Linked DNA regions of Homo sapiens: region 1 is linked to region 2. A link is a loop called in an ENCODE intact Hi-C map of the cell type or tissue named here. Cell type or tissue: adrenal gland. All regions are shown on one strand.

The links. Peaks named below come from ENCODE experiments on the same cell type or tissue, not always from the same donor. Only the 100,000 strongest peaks of a DNase experiment are listed, where the experiment ranks them.
Region 1: it touches region 2 in a loop (1.9-fold over the local background); 31 of 110 quality-filtered maps call a loop at or near these places.

The regions. Positions count from the first base shown.
Region 1 is chr9:126,380,806-126,388,805 of GRCh38, reverse strand. It overlaps MVB12B (multivesicular body subunit 12B), which reads right to left. Exons shown (of 10, transcript NM_033446.3): 3 at 7,635-7,742; 4 at 2,148-2,244. Among named protein-coding and RNA genes, the nearest start is that of NRON, 26 kb to the left of the region's middle. In adrenal gland, no CTCF peak of the experiment used is centred here; no DNase peak of the experiment used is centred here; H3K27ac peaks cover 764 bases.
Region 2 is chr9:126,332,245-126,340,244 of GRCh38, reverse strand. The region is part of intron 1 of MVB12B (multivesicular body subunit 12B); the gene reads right to left. Among named protein-coding and RNA genes, the nearest start is that of MVB12B, 9.4 kb to the right of the region's middle. RefSeq lists enhancers at 3,676-4,175, 4,176-4,677 and a silencer at 4,981-5,275. In adrenal gland, no CTCF peak of the experiment used is centred here; DNase peaks (open chromatin) are centred at 2,354, 2,454, 3,664, 4,694 and 2 weaker places; H3K27ac peaks cover 1,473 bases.

The DNA of each region.
Region 1 (8,000 bases), 49 kb before region 2:
CAGAAAAAGATGCTAAACATCATTTGCCATCAGAGAAGGGCAAACAGAAAGCACAAGGAGATTCCATTTCACACCCACTAAGATGACTAGAATCAAAAAGACAGACAATAACAAATTGCTGGTGAAGATGTGGAGGAATTGGAATCTAAGGACACTGCTGGTGGGAATAAAAAACAGTGCAGCTCCTTTGAAACATCATTTGATAGTTCCTCAAAAATACCAAGTTACCATATGACCCAGCAATTCCATGACTAGGTAGATACCCAACAGAAACGAAAACATAAGCCCAACAAAAACTTGTACATGAATGTTCATAGCAGCCTCATTCCTAACAGCCAAAAAGTACAAACAACTCAGATATCCATCAGTTGAATGGATAACCAAAATGTGGTATATCCATATAATGTTATATTATTTGGTGATAAGAAGGAATGAAGTAATGATCTATCCTACAACGTGGGCCAACCTTGAAAACAGTATGCTAAGTGAGAGAAGCTGGTCACAAAAGACCACACGCTGTATGATTCCATTTATATGAGATGTCCAGAATAGGCAAATCTACATAGAAAGTAGATCAGTGGTTGCCTAGGGCTGGCGGGGAGTGGGGAGGTGAGGGTTGGAGAGCAATAAGAGAGTGATTGCTAAGGGGTACAGGGGTGATATCCTGAAAATGGGTTTTGGGGGTGATATAATGTGCCATAATGGTTGCCAACTCTGCATTTACTAAAAGCCACTGAACTGTGCATGTTAAATAGGTGAATTGCACGGTATGTGAGTTATAGCTTAATTTTTTAAAACTCTGTACATTAATATAAAACATATCTGTAAAAGGTGCTTATACACATGCTCTTCCAGTGTGCCGCCGTGGTTAAAAGTGTGGCTGGAGTAAGACGTATGTGAGCATTCTAGTTATTCCTCCACTTCCAGATGCATGACCTTGGCTAAGTTCTTTAATCCCTAAGGAGTGAGTGTGCTTCATTTTTCTCATATCTGAAATGGGTATAATAATGTCCATCTCTAAAGAGGGGTCTTCTGAAGATTAAATGAAATCAGGGAGGTAAAGCATTTATCACAGGGGTGAACATACAGTAAATGCATACTAAATATCAGCTGTTATGATTATCAGGTAATACATAAAATAATAAATGACAAAAAGCAATCCAATGTTGAAATGTGAAGAGACCATCAGGAAAATAAAAATATGCTATACAACGGGGTCTGCTGGTTTCATGAAAATAACAGCAGGGGATCTGCGTAAAGATAGAAACTCTAGTTCATATCATATGAAGTGCTAGCAAGAAAACAGCAAAAAACAGTGGGACCAAAGTGGGGCTAATTATGAAAGAATAAAGTATGAGACAGAAAATGAGACAGAGAATTTAATAAATAAACCCTGAGTCGTAATGAAAGGATTCTCTGTATTTGTTTTGTATTCATTGCTTCACTGTTGTAAATACCATAAAGTTGGCTGACCAGTGATTAAAAATGAAACAAGGTAAGTTAAATTACACCAAAACAAGGAAGCCGAATCACCAGAGGTTTTCCAGCACCATTTAATAACCCATGTGTGGGTCAAGAAGCTCCAAGGGCTCCAACACCCTGAAGACGCTGCCGATTCCTCAGTGATTCACTTCTGCTTGGACCTGCTCAGTGGTCAGAATATTCAGTCCAATTCGAACCTATGAACTTTAATTTGCAGTCTTTTTGATTCTCACTTTTCTTGTTTGCTCAACGGGCCCCAAATGGGCACATTATTGGCCTTGTGTTCTCTGGGCGTCTTTTGATTGTTTTCTTTCCGCTTCCTTCTGGGTCTTATGCCAAGCTTGGCTTCAGCAACACCAGAGGAAGGACTAAAGACAAACTGTATAGTTTCACCATTCCATTCCCCAGTGAGCCGATTCAGCAGGGAGCACCATTCTAAAAGAAAGGCACGTTCTGCTCATTTACATGCTGCTACCCAGAATACTCTGCAAACTCCTTGGAGAACCCAGCCAGACACACATCAAAAGCAGCAGGGTTTGTTCATGGGCATGTAGTAAGGCCTCCAAAAGTGTTTCTGAAGAAAAATGCACATAGAAAAACACCTACAAATATACCTGGAGGAAGAAAACGCTCATTGTGATGAGTGCTACTAAAGGATGACTCACGTGTGTCCACCGTCTCCTGAATTGGGATGAAGCCCACAGGCAGTGTGTCCTTGATGTCAATGAGCTTCATATCTACTAACACGTTCCCCAGATGACTCTTGGGAAGAAAGAAAAGAGATACAGACTATTAATCTGAACATGCATGTGGTGGGTTTGCCATTTTGGCTTCCAGATGCATATTTAACACAATGACTCGTGCAGCTTTATGACAGCAGGTTAATTAGAGTAGGTGACACTTAATGGTCCCCAGTGGTTATGCAGGGACTCGTGTGGCCCCTGGGAAGGAGTTTCATCTGCGGAACCTCAAAGCCACTCAACTCAGACACGGCCTTGGTGAGGCAGGAGCAACCCAGGAGATGCTTTAGACATAACCCAGCAGAGGGCAGCTGTGCACACAGGTCCCAGGACCAGGCTGCCATTCAGCCCTGAGCATCAGATCTCAAGGCCAGGAGGTTTTAGGAAGAGCAAATTCCTGAGGCACTCGTAGGAAAGAGCTGCATCTAAACCTAACAGGGAACCAATCACTCTCCTAAGTGATCACCAGTCTGCATACTGACACACATTTCAGTTGCTAGATACATTCTGCAAAATCCCAAGAATCATACACTAATACAGAGTGAAAGCCCTGCTGCCTCAATATTACACATCTTCTAAAATGACACGCACAAGGGCCTCCTAAAGTTTCTGTTTAGTGGTAGTATATGGGGTCCACAGTGCGCAGTTTCGGTAACTGGTGTACAAATATCTTTCTAAGACAGTACACCATTCTGTAATTGCGAGAGAGAATTCTTTGCAAACACGCCAGCACTTGCAGCCCACATTTCAAGCTGGAAATGAGCTCTAAAGATATCTACCCTACAACTTAAATATGTGGGGCCACTTTGGAGATTTCATTAAAATCTTCAGAGTAATTTGCAGCTTGGTTCCCCCTCTCTCGTCAGAGCCAGTTAAGGAAAGAATGATGGGCTCAAATCCCAAATCTCTCCTGTTAGGATACTAGCAGTGCACTCCACGTGCCCATTTTGCAGAAGTGCCTCATCCCCGAAGCCCAGTGTGAACATGCTCTCTGTTTACTTGTTCAGCATCCTTGGACAAGCATCTAGTTGGTCAGCCATCACTCTGCCCTGGACAGCAACTTCTCAGGCTGTTGTTCCATCTTGCTTAGAGAAGAAGGGCTGCTACCTCCATCTCTGCACATGGGAGCCAAGATCCCACCTCCACCTGCACTGTGTCACGTCTCTGAAAGCCAAGCAGGGAGTTCTTATCATCTAAACTGTGTTATGTTCCCTCTTGGCACTCTCTTTTTCCCTTCCTATCAATTTATGGGGTTATTTGTTTAATATCTGTCTTGCTTCTAGAGTTTAAGAACCATGAAGACCAAAACTATCTCTGTTCCTACTATAAATACAAGCCTAGCATGGTTTTTGCCACACAGCAGGTGCTCAGTAACTACTTGCTGAATAAATTAATTTCGGGTGCACATTTTTCAACCGGGCCACTCAGAGTCACAAATCGAACTGGAGGCCGGGCGCTGTTGCTCATGCCTGTAATCCCAACACTTTGGGAGGCCAAAGTGCGTGGGTAGCTTGAGTTCAGGAGTTTGAGACCAGCCTGGGAAACATGGCGAAACCCCATCTCTACAAATTAAAAAAATTGGCTGGGTGTGGTGGCACTCATGCATGTAGTCCCAGCTACTCAGGAAGCTGAAGTAGGAGGATTGTTGGAGCCTGGGAGGTTGAGGCTGCAGTAAGCCAAGATCATGCCTCTGTACTTCAGCCTGGGCAATAGAGTGAGACTCTGTCTCAAAAAAAAAAAAAAAAAAAATCTGCCAGGCATGGTGGCTCATGCCTGTAATCCAAGCACTTTGGGAGGCCGAGGCAGGTGGATCACTTGAGGTCAGGAGATTGATACCAGCCTGGGCAACATGGTGAAACCCTGTCTCTACTTAAAAAAAATACAAAAATTAGCTGGGTGTGGTGGTGGACGCTTGTAGTCCCAGCTACTTGGGAGGCTGAGGCAGGAGAATCGCTTGAACCCAGGAGGTGGAGGCTGCAGTGAGCTGAGATTGTGCCACTGCACTCCAGCCTGGGCGACAGAGGAAGACTTCGTTTCATATATATATATACACACACACATATATCAAGTTGAGTTTGCTGAGATGTCAAATCTAAACTATATGATTAAAAATATCAAAAGTATTGATATACACTAATAAATATTATGAACCAAAAGTACACAAATGAAACCAATTATTAGAATTTAACTAGGAAGGTCATAGCAGCAAGTGTAATCTATGACCAGTGTTTTTACGGCACTGCCATCAGGAAACCGTTTCTTCCTCTCAGAACTATCATATTTACCAACAATTTGATATTCTGACATTCCAGGTAGCTGGGCCTCGGGAAGACAATGTACAGTGCAGCCTAGTTAGTGGTAAGTGGGACCCTCAGAACACGGAATAAATCTCTGACCGTGTAGGAAGGGTTTGAACTGTTAACCTAACTTGCAAACATCAGCTGCTTTCAGAGTCGCCTGGTCTAATCTATCATAATTTTTTTTCATGGCAGTTGCTTTTCCATGTCATCACTGCTTTCTGCATTGAGAAATTAACAACTAGGCATGTTTTCCTGCCCCGCAGATGGATGGGCATTCATCAATATCCTTCTCAAATGTCTTCTGCTTGACAAGTTGGGTTTTACAGAAGTCAACTGCAAACCACTTAGTGACCTCACCCTCCACACACTCTACCAATGTCCCTGATCATAAAACCTGAACATCAGTGGTGTGGCCATTAAAAACAAAGCATCAAAAAACCCTTGCATGCATACAAAATGGGAGGCTGCACTGTCAGAGCTCCCCACAGCCCAACTGTGGTCCCTCCTCACACAGGGCTGCCACTGTACTGGGTTTAATACAGTGGGTCTGCGACACCATTAATTTTGCCTGTTCCTCTCCCCTCCCCCATCTGTTCTCTCTTTCATTTCCTCCTCATAAATATGAAGAACGTATTCCCAATCCTTGTTGAGCAAATGATTCATGCCAAAAGCCCAATATGCACTGACTCAGGGTATTTATATTGTCTCTGGTAGCCAGTATTTGCTAGTATACTGTAATTATTTTTGACAACCTTGCATTTAAGGTAGCCACAGATAACCAACTTAATATTCAAATGTTCATAAATCCTTCTGTTTAATATCCTCCCTACCTAATCTATGTACATTATTATTACAGGTAATGCAGAAAGTACAGGGCATGAAAAGTGCAATTAATCTCGATCCTTCCCCAGGAAGCAATGTCACTCCAAAGCCAGATTTCTGTATTAATAGCATTATTGGGGGAAAGGAATTTGGGTTCCAAAGGAGTCTCCCAAAACTCCTACATTGGGAGTCTCAAGTCAGCTAATTAAGAATCTGTCCAGTCTTGAGACCCCACATCCCTCCTTTACAGTTGTAAAAAATGATGGTCTGCAAAGTCTTGGTTTGGACTACAGGGCCAGCATAGACTGGCTGTAACAGATTAAAATATTCTGATTCCTCCTCCACTCCTGGGCTGGCAAGTGGGCCCCTGCCAACTGCTGGTACTCGATCGTTTGGATCGCACTATTGGATCCATTCATTCTTTTTCCAAAAACAATATGCACCACGCACCTATCTCCTACTCTGCTTCAAAAGTGAGGCAGAGGCTTTTCACACTGCCCTTGTCCTCTTCTTACATCCCTCCATCATGCCCAATAAATATCTTTTTAATGTTCAACATATGTTGATGAAATCAATGTGTTTTCTTTAATACACTTACCCATGACACCCAATGCTAACAAGCCCCAGTGACTTCTCTTTGTCACATTCAGGCCTGTCACTGTCCCCACTCCAAGGGATGCAGGGACTCTGCTAGCCTAGGTACCAACACCCCATAGTCTCTGGGGGGAAATGCAATGAAAACAAAATTAAAAAATGATCACAGAGATCATGGCTGTCCTCAGGCCATTTTTAACTGAAGCCTCTTCGGCCTCTACTCATTTTTAACTGAAGCCTCTACTCAGCCTTCAGCCCACTCCTGGGTACCTCAGGCTGCTCAGTGAGCTGGGGGACCTGCAGGGACTCATTATAAGATCTCAGTGCCCTTGTCCACTCTTTAGCCCTGCCACCTTCCTGGTATTTAAAATACACTCAAAAGCCTGAATTGAAAAGATTTCCAGACTTTTGTGTCAAGATTTCCCCTGACTCCATTATAAACTCTGTACTTCACAAGGAGCATATATTGCTCTTGTAATTAGGGGAAAAAATAAAGCAATGACTTTTCTCCCAGTCCTGTATATGTTCAGAATAATTATCGTATCAAAGAATTAACCACAAACAACAGGAATGGGTGGCAGAAAAGAGTGCAAGCCAGAGAGCCACATGATGGTCGATATTCAGAAAACACCAAGGGGACACGCCAGGACCCTGTGATGGGACCCTGGGCCTGCGGGGCCAGGTGGCAGAGAGGATGACTAATGCTCTCCCCCTTTCATGCTGTTGAATGAGGATATTTGTTGTCTGGGTTCAGTTTTTTTTTTTTAACTGCAAATAAATATTACTTTTATAATATAATTTATATAAATAAATAAAAATATTTCCCAAAATAAAAATTTACATGACAAAGAGACAATAACATATGGCCAAAAATAAAATGTTAGCCCTGAAAATGAAAATCCCAACTGCTCCCTGTTTGGGGCTGGGGAAGAGAAGTAACCTTGAACAAGCATATTCCCTCTTGGATCTCGGTTTCTTCAATGGAAAGGAACTTCCACTGGTAGAGATTACCTGGGGACAGAATGAGGTGCCCAGGGCAGGCCTTGTACAGAGCAGATACTCACCAAAGCTATTTCCTTTCTTTCTAAGCCATCTATTAAAATATCTTATTAGATGTTTTTAAAAAAAAAACCTTAGTAGGTATCTTTAAAGTTTCCTAATTTACAGGTGCAAGTATTTGTTTTTTTTTTTAAAAGCATAGAGAAATCTACATGAGTCAATACTTACCTACAAAAATAACGAAATGTGATATGTCACACAGAGACTCAAAGAGCGAGGAAACGTCACTGTGGAAGCAAGGGCATGGGGTGGGGTCACAGGGGCCCTCCCTGAGCCATGCTGCCTTTGCTGGCCAGCATTAAATCCCGCTCCACTGGAGAACTCTCACTGCCGCACTACCCTGTGATCTGTTGCTTGGAGGAAAGGTAGGCAAATGAGAGCTGGGAGAGAAATTTCCTGGTTTCCTTTTGAGAACACAATTTAATGGAATTCACGGTACACTTGGGTACGTGGTTAATAACACTGTTAATAAATGAAACACAGTGCTGGCTGCTGATTCTACCCAGTTCACTAAAACCACAGATAAATTAATATGGCAATGAAAATAAACCACAACAACAACAAAATGAGGAAATTCCAAACAGGAATGTAAATTACTTGTGCTCACTCAGCAAATGGAAACTACGACTAGACTTACATTTTCTTTGGAAAATGATCTTGTGAAACACAGGTATCTGGTAACCTTGGATTTAAATAAGCCGTCTTTCCAGAGGTCAGCATCCACACCATCTGCTGTCTGTGCAACCTACACCGGAGAGACAGAGAAAAGGATTGCAGGTAAGGCAGGAAGGAACTGAAGGTGCGCGTGGGCCACTTCTTCCACGCCTGTTCCAATTAACACCAGCTTGGGATCTCCCGGCATCTCATTAGCTCATTTCACTAGGCACTGGGATGAGATTTTCCAAAAGGGAGGGTGTGAAAAACACAACTTCTAAAAATACTGTCCCTGGGGAAGCCATTGATTAAAGACACCCTGACAAAAATGATTCTAATGAGAAAAGAG
Region 2 (8,000 bases):
CAAACCCAAGAGCACGTCATTCTTAACTCCGCCATCCAGCTGCTTGATTTCTGAACAGATACCAGTAGCTGCTCTGAAGACATGTCAGACACGGCTAAGCTTAACAACACCTTTCCTCTCTCTCCCTTGCAATCTCTCCTACGGAGGCCTAGACTTCCAAACCCACAGCCAAGGTTAGGCCTTCAGCACGCAGAGCTTTGCAAAGAAGCAAGGAATGTTGCAAACACAGAAATAAGTGTTCTGGGCTCAGGTGAAGGAATGGTGTTGGAGTCCAGGCTCCATGACTGACTAGCTGGTGACTTTGAGTAAGCAATTTAACCTCCTGGACCCTTCATTTTCTCAGCTATAAAAGGAGGTCATGATACTGACCCTTGCAGAGCTGCTGTGAGGACCAAGAGAGTCAAAGACAGTGGATGTAAATGAAAGGCCTGGAGAGGTCCCTGGTATACAGTAGGCGCTCAAAAAAAGCACATAAAACTGGTGGGGTTTGGGACACACAAGTCCAGGTAACTGGTCAGAAATGTGATAGGCGTCACTCCATAGGGGACTGGCAGATCCCTTTGTTGTGTTTTACCCTCGGGTCATGTGGGCACTTACTCAAAGCCAAATACTAACAATGATCATAATTCTTGCTGGGCACTTTGAGAGAAAGGGAGGGAAAATGGAATTATTATTCTGCTGCTGACTGCCTCTTGATGTGACCAGAGGAGAAAGGTAGAATATAGAGAGCACTGGGTCTGGGCAGCTGGAGTGGCAGTGCACCAGAAAGCAAATAAAAGAGGCAACACCATATGTAAATGAACCTAAGTACTTTTAAAAGGACAAGCAGTGAAAAAGAGCAAGTCAAATTCCACCTCCTTCTGCAACAATTAAACTCCACTGGCTGCAGGTCTGCCAGATCTCTCAAGGCTGGTTACTGCTTCTAATACAAACCAAACACCCTACCTCACTAAGCAGGCAGGAGGAATATTCTTGCTTCTAGCCTAGAATCAGAAAAGGCAGAGGCCATTAAAAATGACTGCAGCCTTCTAAATAGGAACAATCAAAATGCTGTATGCAAGTCTCCCATGAAGTCAGTGGAACCCACAAAAAGCTCCGGAAACAGACTTGTCAATGCAATGGAGCTGAGTCCTCGATCAAGGCTAGGAAGTGCCTGGCACAGCTGCAGTCTCCTCTTCTGTTTACAACAAAGCTTAACAAAGTTATGCTTTACCTAATTCTTCTGAAAATAAGCTTCTAAACGGCCAGGGCAGGGGGTACCACACTGCATCACTGCATCATTTTCTGTTTTCAAGTTTCATTTACCAGGCAGGTTTATCTGCATAAAACACAGGGCTTAGTGCTTCCTGCACACAGTAGGCACTAAGTAAATATTTGAGTGAATATTTACTTAGTGCATGTCCCCAGTAAAGGTTTAGAATTAAATATCTGCACCTGCAGATCCAGAGCAGGCATTGATCAAAAGGGCTCAGCACTTGAAAAATCCCGTAGTATTGGTAACATGAAAATAACATTGCTGCAGTTTGCAAAATATTGGTACCTGCTGTTGGTTACCAAGAATGCTTTGCAATTAACAACTCATTAACAGAATGTACGAATTCTGCCAGTGCTAAAATATCACGCTGTGAATTTAATAAAGAACATGTGAGGTAAGTTTTTTTTTTTTTTTAAGATAGTATGGCCTCTACTATCAGAGAGAGAGAAAAGAAAGTGACAAAGAAAAAGGAGGAGAGAGAGAAGTGGGGGTAAGCATGAATAAGCAGTATCTTATTTGCTGGTGGATTCATTGCCACATCCCCTGGTCACAGTATCCTCCCCGGTACGATGATGACAATGGCCCTCTGCCTGGAGTCCGCTCTCAACAGCAGGAGGGTCACCATGCCCTGGAAGAAGCCATGCTGCTCCCACAATGCCCTGTGGCGGCCCAGGAGAAGGTTCAAAGATGGCTGCGGGCGGCCCCCGGCTGAGGCAGACAAAGGAGCCGGGCCTGGCCTGCCAGAGGGCCCTGCAGAGCTGCGCGCAGAGCATCTCCAACGCCAGCCGTTCTCCCTCCTTCCCCCCAGCTGCTGTGCCCCGGACGGAGGCGGCCTTTGTGAAATATGGACAAATGGCTCCGGGCCGCGCGGGCTGCAGTCGACCCATCCAGGAAGCGCCATCACCAGCCAAGGCAGCTTTTAATGAGAAACGCCCAAGATATCCATGGCAGGGGCCATCACTCAAAGCCGCTTGCCCTGAATTACATATTTTCTGACTGCAAATTACTTTTAACTGCGTCTCTACCGGCACTTCAATTGACCTTCCTAACAAAAGGCCATTTATTAACTAGCGCTCCACATTTCCCAGGCCGCGCGGAGCCTCAAGCCAGGAAGGATGGCCCCGCGGCTAAGGACTCGAGGAGGCCATTCATGCGGGCCCTCTCACATCAAATCCGGAGGCCTACTGGCAACAACCCCAGGTTGTATCAACAGCTCCTCATCCAGCATCCATCTGTATCTCAAAGCCCAAACTGCCCGCAAAACACACTAACAGGTCTGTTGCATTTGGACAGCGCTTTGCAGCTCTCCAGAAGCTTTCTCAGGCTCCTTCCCAGTTGAGGCTCACATCAAACCTGGGAGGTGGCCGGGTCACCTTCCAGGAATGGGACGGCTGGTCTTCCTCCCTAGGTCTGGTCTGTTTTCTATTGTACTAGGCAGAGAGGCACCAATATCCCATCCAATTGAGAAAGCAGTTTCAACACTAATTATATTTTAAAATGCCAAAGCTTTTCTTTCTCTAGCCACAGCTCAATAAGTCAAGCAAGGGGGAAAAAGTACAGAAGGATAAAAGTAACACGGGATTAATTTTCCTCACACCTCAGTTTCAAGATTCAACATTCCCCTCATAAATAATTTACAACAATAAAAATGAGCTAAGGCCATGTTTGTGTAGGATGGAGGTAAATTTAGGCCTAATGAGGGAGATCCAAGCACCGCACAGGAGGGAATAGGTTGATCTATGGCACGGTGCGAGCAGGATCGACAGCTCAGAGGGGCTCCATTACCAACTGGAAGTTGCAGGGCCAATCAGGAGGAGGGGGAAGCAAAATGGGGAAACTTGTGCCATCCCAGCTGTGGCTGCGAGGAAGTTCTCTATAGGGAACCCCCAAAGCTGACCCAGTGTTTTGGATGACAAGACAAATGTTGAAATTTTTCAGAACTATAGGATTGGGCCAATCTAAGTCTATTCTCAATACATGCTGGGTAAGGAATAAAGGTGGTAGGATGCCAGGGACTCAGACTGGACCTTGAGCAGGTCCTCTTACTTTCACCTCGCAGGTCATCAGGTCCAGATGGTTCCATTCTGACCTCTCCCCTAAGCGGGCATACAGCCTCTGTGAGATAATTTCCAAGGCTGGGGGCTGCAGAGCCTCAGTTCAGGCAGTGTTGTCTGCCCCGAGAGGCTCCCTCGGCAAGGCAGGATAGTAGTGTGTGTGTGTGTGTGTGTGTGTGTGCGTGCACACACAAACATGTATGTGCGCCCACAAGTGTACGGAATGGGAAAGCTGGGGAGGGTTAAGGTGAAGTGTTTTCCAAGCTAGAAGGATTTTTTCCACCATGCCATGCTCAAAGAGCACCATGCAAACCACACAACAAAGCCAGGAGCAAGCCTGCTTCCAGCTTCTGCCTGCAGTGCTGCAGATAGCGCTTGGGGAGGCCCCAGCTCCCGGTACTGCAGCACCTAGCCAAGGTTGTCATCCCGGGTTCACGGAGAAATGAACTTTAACTATAAAGACCCTTCATACAGACGGCACACTGCTCCCTTGTAGCTGATCAAAGAATTACTACAACAGTGTGTTTAATCCCTGAAAGTCAGCAGTGCTGGGCTTAACTGATGCTGAACATTGTTTCGGAATCAAAGGTGTGCCTCCCGGCCCCAGTCTGGGAGAAAACAGAGCTACTGTATCACAGTTGAAAACTCAGGGGAACTTTGATATCATCTCTGTTTAATTTCCATGGCCCTCCTGAGCCTGGGGTTTATCTCGTTTTATCAACTCCTGTACTGAAATCAAAACCCAACTAACAAAGCTCAGACCTCTCTCCACCAAGGCTCTTCCAGCAGCGGGGTGTGGGCCGAGGAGTTTAAAGTGCTTTCAGGGAGCAACAACTGCAGGGGGCAGGGGGCGCTGCCTTCAAAGCAGGTGCCCTGGGCAGTGGGCCCACGTTCCAGCCTCCCACCATCTCGGCCTCCTGCCATGGTGAGGCCAGCTCAGAAGCGGCGCCAGCCAGCGCTGCTGCTCAGGGCTGAAGGCATGACTGGCATACAACTTTTGAGGAGAGTAATTTCAAAGTATTAACGGGGGGCAGGCTAAATTGGGCTACTGTAATTGAAATGACAAAACCAGTGGCTTAATTACATCCCTACAGAAGGGCAAACTTGTGATCAGCTTGCTTGAAATCCAAAGTCAAGGGCACCAAAGACAAAAAACTGCCTGCTCACATATACCAGCTTACAGGGCTGAGGAAGGAAGAAGAATAAACATTTCATTCGCCGTAGGAAACGCCACAAGAGCAGGTAGCTGCTGGAAATGGGTTGTCCCCCAGTAAAAGCTGCTGCTCCGGCCTTCATAGAAAGGGTCTTTGCCTGTTTCCCATTGGCAGCGATGGTCTGTAGGAATACATGCCCACCTCTGGTGCCCCGGGATTACTGACACCTTTCTGCTGGCAAATCGCAAGCAAGGGACAGAAGGACAGGCAAGGGACTGCCTGTCCCCAAGGAGGGAACCTGTGGCCAGGCCTCACCAATGCACACCACACACACAAACCCAGCCACCTCCTTACAGAAAGTTGCAGAGACCTACCTCCTCAGAAGGCTGAGAGCTGAGGCCAGTGTCCATGCTGTGCCCAGTTAAATGGGCAGCTGGCTTTGGGGCCACCCGTGGGGGACAGTGCACAGACTGAGAGGCTGTCACTGTGGAGCCTCAGGATAGCATCCTGACACCTTCTGAACTTTGGACAGATTACCTGGTGACCAGCCAGAGTCAAATCACTCTGACAAATGCTGCTGGACATAGTCAGGTGGCAACAAGTCACTAGCTGCTAGGAGGGCTGCTAAGTTGTTGGGCAACTAAGGCAAATATTTTTCTAAGCTCTCCTAGATCGCAAAGAATTTTCCAGCTCGGGAACTAACAATTGTGAGCACTTCCTTTCCCCCCCAACAGAAGAATCCAGTGTATGCACGTGTGTATTCAATCTGCCTTATGCTTAAATTTCTATTAACCATTTGATTACCAAACAGATTTTGCATAAACCCCATGAGGCAGGACTAGGGTTCAGATTGCTGCAGCCCTTATGGTGCAATGGTAGGTTCCAGGATTCACTTTCCAAAAATAAATTCAGGATCAAGTTCTACAGCACAGCCCTGGCCAAAGCCCTGCCCCATACAGGCCTGACTCTGCACAAACCAGGGAACATTACTCGAGGGTAGGGCATTCTCCAGTACACTGTGGGTACCACCTGCTTGCCCATGATTACTGCAAATGAGGGTAGTCCATGTCCACTCCCATCAGGTTTTGCTGGGTGGTGCCATATTGTCCCCTGTAGAGAAGGAGAAAAAAAGGACCCCAACAGAAGGCAGATGCCTACAAATGAAACCATCCTGGAGGCCCCAAAAGCAATGGTTCCTGAGTGTTTGGTGACAGGAGTCACAGCTTGCCCTGATGGGCACGGTGCTCATACAGTAAAGATACTAATATAATTTCAGTGCCAGGCAAATGGGGGCCCCTGCCAGAATCATCAGAACACCTGTCTTCAGGCCAGCCAGGCCACCACACCCCTCTCTGACTTTCACATGGGTCTTGAGAATTTTTTTTCATATATTTGGTCATCTAATCATTCTACCCATATGCTAATGACTTCCAAAATACCTCAAACCCAGGCTTTTCTCCTGAGACTCAGAGGTATCTGTCTCGCGTCTTTGCCCACATGGCTCAGGAATACCTCAAATTCAGCTGACCTTGCCATCTTCCCCCTGAAGCATCCTCCTACATTCCCGGTCTCTAAGAGGGCCTGGCGCGTGAACAGTGAGTCCACAGATGACTACGGAGCCACTTGGGCTAAGCACTGAGGCTACAGTAATGAGACGGAAAGTCCACATTCTGGAGTGGGAGTTATCCAACTTTAGCATGTGCAAAAATCACCAGAAGAGGTCGTTAAAACGGACATTCCTGAACCCCACCCCCTGAGATACTGATGCAGTAGGCCTGAGCTGGTCTAAGAACATGCATTTGTAACAGCTCCCAGCTGACACTAAAACAGCTGGTCTACAGTCCAAAATTTAAGTACAAGAGAGCAGGTATTCATCAGGTATTTGATGAACGAATGGATGGATGGATGGATGGATGGATGGATGGATGGATGGATGGAATGAACCTAAAGGTAATCTTCCATGGAGAAAAGCCTCAGAATCAGCCCTCCAGTCTCCCCCTCCTTCCTCTTGACAGTTCACCCAAGGGCACCAGGTTCCTCCCCTGCAGATACCCACCCCACCATTTAAAACCAGGGTCACACACGGGCATGGTGGCTCACGCCTGTAATCCCAGCACTCTGAGGCCAAGGTGGGCAGATCACTTGAGGTCAGGAGTTTGAGACCAGCCTGGCCAACATGGCAAAACCGCATCTCTACTAAAAATACAAAAATTAGCTGGGTGTGGTGGTGGTGCCTGTAATCCCAGCTACTCGAGAGGGTGAGGCACAAGAATCGCTTAAACCCAGGAGGTGGAGGTTGCAGTGAGCTGAGATGGTGCCACTGCACTCCAGGCTGGGTGACAGAGCCAGACCTCATCTCAAAAAAATAAATAAGTAAATAAATAAAACCAGGGTCATGGCCAGGCGCAGTGGCTCACGCCTGTAATCCCAGCACCTTGGGAGTCCGAGGCGGACAGATCACAAGGTCAGGAGTTCGAGACCAGCCTGGCCCATATGGTGAAATCCTGTCTTTACTAAAAATACAAAAATTAGCCAGGCATGGTGGCACGCACCTGTAGTCCCACCTACTCGGGAGGCTGAGGCAGAAGAATCACTTGAACCTGGGTGGCGGAGGTTGCAGTGAGCCAAGATTGCACCACTGCACTCTAGCCTGGGTGACAGAGTGAGAGTCTGTCTCAAAAAAAAACAAAACAAAACACCAGGGTCACATCTTCCATTCCCCTCAAACTTTCTCCAATTTCCCAGTCAGACAGGTGCCACCACTCAGAATCCTGACATCATGCAAGCACGTAGTCTTAGCACACGTATGTGCACACATGCACTCGTGCACACATACACATACACACACAGCCTTTCCTCTCAGAAGGCTAGAACATGCTTTCCCTAGCAGACCGTAAGTTACTCAAAGGTGTGTTATGTCCACCACAATGCCCAGCTTATGGTGGGTGCTCAATAAATGGATTATGAATGAATGGGGGAAGGATAAACAAACAAAATTCCTATCCTCTCAAAATTGCCAAGTTTCACTGGATTAAGGAGGGCACATAAAGGGGAGAGGGCACATAAAGGGGTGGGGCCACATAAAGGGGCAGGGGCACATAAAGGGGCGGGGGAACAGCAGAGCTGTCAGACCCCTTCCAGTGAAAGCCCGGGGTCTGGGGTCACTGATTCCTCCATACAGGACACACACCATGACCCCAGGGGTGAGCCACTTACAGAGGACGGGGGAAGGGACTGCAGCACTTCCAGGGAGTTCCAGATTTAGATCTAACTCAGTGCAGCCAGGCTGGATGTGGGCCTGTCAGGGGCCAGTGGGTGCCCAGGCTGGCTGCAGGAAGAATGCCCCGGAGAGCTTGTAGAAGCACAGCTTTCCCATTCCCTATCCTCAGGTTCTCATTTAATTGGTTCAGGCTGGGACTGAGACTGGAGAGTGCACAGCCAAGGAGAAGCTCCACAGTGCTGGGTGATAGAGCAATGAATAAGACATGGAACTCACAGGCTGTGGGAAATATCCCAAGAGAAAGGGACTGCAAAGGA